Linked DNA regions of Homo sapiens: region 1 is linked to region 2. A link is a loop called in an ENCODE intact Hi-C map of the cell type or tissue named here. Cell type or tissue: gastrocnemius medialis. All regions are shown on one strand.

The links. Peaks named below come from ENCODE experiments on the same cell type or tissue, not always from the same donor. Only the 100,000 strongest peaks of a DNase experiment are listed, where the experiment ranks them.
Region 1: it touches region 2 in a loop (2.3-fold over the local background); 3 of 110 quality-filtered maps call a loop at or near these places.

Annotation. Positions count from the first base shown.
Region 1 is chr2:223,584,508-223,587,007 of GRCh38, forward strand. No RefSeq gene overlaps it. Among named protein-coding and RNA genes, the nearest start is that of SCG2, 17 kb to the right of the region's middle. In gastrocnemius medialis, no CTCF peak of the experiment used is centred here; a DNase peak (open chromatin) is centred at 1,342.
Region 2 is chr2:223,458,102-223,460,601 of GRCh38, forward strand. No RefSeq gene overlaps it. Among named protein-coding and RNA genes, the nearest start is that of SCG2, 140 kb to the right of the region's middle. In gastrocnemius medialis, a CTCF peak has its summit at 1,417 (motif pointing right); no DNase peak of the experiment used is centred here.

The DNA.
Region 1 (2,500 bases), 130 kb after region 2:
CATGCCAAAACAAAACAAAAAGTTACTTAGTTCTTCACTACATGTTGCATGTTCTCAAAGAGCTCAATGTTTTATCCTAGAGTTACATATACACAGACAATTGCAATAGAATATGGTAAGTGCAGTTGGAGTAGTTACTGTAAAGAAGGAAAAGATTTCATTGTTTCTTTTTTTTTTCTATTAACTAGGCTGTAAAAGGCAGGGTGTTTGGAACAGGAAGCAATGTGGGAAAAGAGTTCACAAGTCATATCTTAAAAATGAACAAAAAAGCTTGGCAGAAAAATAAGAGTGGAGGATCATGCAGGTGGAAGGAATGAAATATGCCAAGTCATTGAGGCACAAAACATCCTGGTAGAACATGCTTCCTCCCCTGAGTTCCCCAATTGGAGCATCTCCTTGGAGATACATCAAGTTTCAGAATGGACTAGACCCTACACATCTCTAATCCTAATGCAGCCCAGTCCCAAGATGCTCCAAGTCATAGCAAATAAGAATAAACTGTGCACTTATGAAATCAGGCTGACCTATTGGCTTAGCTATTTTTCTTTAATTTTGTGGTTATAGCTGCATCCACAGAAAAGGTTAGGATTTCAATTGGGTAAAGGAGAGATAATAACTCTATATGGGAGAAAACAGGGAGGGTATATTAGACGGTATTAGCAATTATTAAACTTAGGACTTTAAATAGCGAGGCTAAATGATCATATATATTTACATAGGTGTATAAGTAATATTAATACATGTGGAGTACTTCATATGACTTTGTTATATCAAAAATGCCTTTTAGTATACATATATTATGCACATGTGCATAATATATATTTATAATATCTTCACATATTATGTATCATATATTATGTATATGTGATATTTACGTATATATTACCTTATATTAGGAAGGCATTTTTCACATAATGAATAGATGCAAAAGTGAACATTTCATACTGAATTCTGTGTTCCAAGGGTTCTAGTTATAACACAGTTTCAGTGTGTCTGAACATACACATTTAAAAAAATTAAACCGTTAGCTTCTCTCTGACTGGAAATGAATAGAAACCTAGAACACGTAATTAGAAGCCCTTCTTGTTCATTTTTTGTTGCATGTAGCTTTTCTTTAATAATATGAGTCTTACTGGGATCAAGTCTTAAACTCAGTAAATAAAAAGCACAGATCACAGCTTACTGCACTTGGCACCCTGGAAAAGCTGCTAAATTATTAAAGAGGCTCAGGCTGTCATTGCCACCTTGTTATTTTTATTTTCTTAAAGATGCAGGGAGCCTGCAGTTTAAAGCACAAAATTGCTCTCACCACTGCCATGAATTTTGAAGCGCCTCCTGCACTGCACTGATGTCACATTGTAGAACGAATGGTTCAATGTTGTAACCCTGAGTCGCCTGCTACCATAGCAACCTGTTGGTTCAGAATGAATTGAATTATGAGATTATCACTAAAGAGGTAGGGTGGGGCTTCTGTTTTATTTACTTTTTCATCAGTTCACTGTGCAATGCCTACGAATGGGAAGAACAGAAAGCAATGATTTTTTTGTTTCTTTCAAAATATATGTTGTATTTTAAAACTATCAGGATTATTAAATATCCATGTTAAATGTATAGGGGTTAGTTTATCACCGTATCAGCTAAGGGCAGTAGAGAACAAATAAAAAAAAATCTTCATTATCTCATTGCAAATTCATTTCTTTTTAAAAATAATGGAATTTGGGCAGTAGGTAGATAGGAAAATCATATCAAAATGAAACTTGATCTCATCTGTTTCCCCTGTCCATATGGGATAATTTTAGCATAAATTGGGATTTTTAAACTTAAAATAAACCTGAAGTGTTGGTTCATACCACCCACGGGCTTCTAAACATTCCAATTCCCGTGAAATGGCCCCAGTTAAATTGTATCCCATGACAGATGGAATCAGAACTTGTTGCTTCATTACAAACCACTTTCCCAAAATAGCTGCAGCATGAGAAATAATCCTGTTTGTAAATGGAACAAAAGTGCTTTCACAATGTGGTCTATTTATGGGGAAACCATTATATGCATGCCTTATAGCTCTCTCCCTATTTAATGCCTAATATTAAGATTTACATAGTGCAAATGATTAGCAGTAGTTGTTGGCTAATTGATTGGACAAATTTACCTTATATTTGACAACACTTTGTTCCAGGGACTGTAAAGCCACTTCACACACATTGTCAATAAATCCTTACAACAGCCCTGAAAGGTAAATATAATTCTCACCTTAGACCCAGCTAGATCCCATGCCTGTCAGGTAAATAGGAAAACCAGGATTTTACTCTTGCACTTTTTTATTATCCCCAAAATATATTCTTTAAAAGCTCCAATGCATCAGATCAGAGAAGTTTTTGGAATGAAAATCTGAATGCTTTTTGAGCTGGGATGCAGGAATTGACATGCCAATCAACATGAGAAAATTTAAATTGTTATGTAGTGGGCCGAACTCACCCAGTAAGACATGTGTGAGGACTTC
Region 2 (2,500 bases):
CAAGCCCTGATGGTTTACCTTTCTGATATATATGGTATGATATATAGAAATTTCAAATTATATGCCTCTCAGTCTTTTCCTTACTCTGACAGGAAAAAAAAGGAAAACCACATTTCAATTCTCATCAAAAGGACTTTATCTTTTTCCCATAATTCTGACAGAATATGATTCCTTATATGTCTGTCTTAGTTTGATGGAATCGACTTTAAGTCTTCAAGTCATAATAATATGAAAGACAGGTGTTTTTTATTTGTTTGTCTTATTTTGACAGGATCAAACTGTAACTTCAAGAATATTATTTTGAGAAAGAAACATCGTGGTAGCCAGAATGTTTTTGCTGTTAGAATTTTTAAAAAATGAAGATCATTTATTGAATGCTTCATGTATGCACAATCATGCTGCAAAGTAATATATACTCCTCATTGAAATTTAATTTTCACAAAAATATTGGTGCCTTAAAATTTTTACTCTTTCCTTTCAATGATAGCCTAAAAACTTTTATTTTAATAACTACATTAATGAATAAATTAAAAAATTTAACCCAAGAAGCTGTAAAGAAGAATAGATTCTTGAGTAATTGTGAATTCATAGTCTTCATTCTAGTTATTTTATATATGTGAAAACTGAGTGATAAAACCTGCATTCAAGGCTTTAAATTTAGAACTAAAAAGGAAAGCTGCTGCCCAGAGGAAGGACTTACTATAGATAATTACTTTATAAGGTAGCCTCTATTCGATGTTCCAATTTCATATTTTTTAAAGCCAAATATAAAGTATGTATCACATCTAAGCCTCTTTGCAATTCTGTATAAAAATACTTTTTTAATTAAAATGCGGAGAGATGGTATACAAAGCAGACTGATCACATTTGTTTTTCTCTACTCCATTCCAGAACCTCCTTCTATAACAGCAAAACTATATAATGTATACAATTTTACGCCTTTATACAAAGTCAAGAGAACAGGGTAAAATCCTGCTTGCTGCACATAACGGAAGAAAAGTTAATACCAACGAATCCCTCCTCCAACTACCACAAAGACAAGAAGGATATGCCAATTCACCATAAACTACAATGATGGTGGAGAATAGGTCAGTTTCTCAGCATTGCAGCTTCAGCCCACAAGATTCCTGTATTTCCCCATATGGGACACTCAATGAGAGAGTGAGTGAATGAGAGAGAGGCACTAGATGACAAAACATTTACCCCTGGATTTTTGAGTCACCTTTTTACTTCAAATCCCAGATGACTCTAGCCAAATAAAAGGATAAATATTCTGTGTTGACCTATTTCCCTCAACCAGAGCCTGGGAAAGAATCTAAAATGGTAATTTGGAGGATGCCTCTTGCTGACAACCGAATGATCCTTTAAATTCAATCAGGTCTTTTAGTTATTAAACAATAACATTTGTTTATTATTATTGTTAAATTCACCACCAGAGGGAGCTCATCTTTTCCTGTCATCTAGAGACCAATAGACTACAAAGTAACGACTGTTCTCCTAATTTCAGTATTAAAATATATAATTTTTGCCTGGGATAAATGTTGGAATGTGTGTTTACATTGAGCTATTCTAGTTGTCTCAGAAAGCAGCAGAGAAACTTCAATCAACCACAAATTTGTTCTCCAATTTATTACCTCCTCACAACTTTCCCCAATGAAAAGAGAAAAATAAATCTACCTAGAGAATTACATTTTCCTCATGTACGCCTCTGGAATTTACCACACTTTTCTAATGAAGCATCACTTCAGAATTTTCTAGGCTCTCTGAGTCAAAGCACAGCAGAAGGATCTTTGGAGAAAAACGATTGGCTGCTTGATGTTTGCTAAGTCATTTGAAAGTCTAAGATATCTCAAATGGAAATCTCCATCTGTGGTGACATAAAATACATCTATATTTAATGTTAATAGTCACTAATATTAAGTGTAAATAAGCAGAGAGAAAGATCGTAGGACCCTTATTCACCAAATGGATGTAATCCATAACTAATTTTAAAAAATGAAGTCAATCTTTTGGTAGGGAAGTGAATGATCTCTGAAGGTAAACTAAAATCAAGTCCTAGAAGATGATATTTTAGTTTTCTTTTAGCATCTGCTTGTCAAAAGCAAGAATTTGATTTATTTAAGTCCTTTTTACTGCTAGTAGCAAATATATGCTTTTTAGGAAGCAGGACCATTTTTATATTTTTGAAACTCAGTGAGTCTGCTATACCTGTAAATATTTGAATACTATAAATGACTAGTGCTGAGGAGAAGGATATAGTGTTTCATTAAGTATTTGCTCCATTTTTAAAGAGCCCGTGACCATGGCAACCAGGTGCTGCCAACTGACCCCAATGGCAGCCACACTTGCTGCTTTATCTCAATTGCTACTGGGAGCACACAAGCTTTATAGATTTATTGAATCACATTAGATTATAGGCAATTTTTAAGTGGTTCAAAAGGAGAGGAATAGCTTGTTTTTAATCTAAAGAAGTAGAATTGTTATGCATGCATTATTTCCT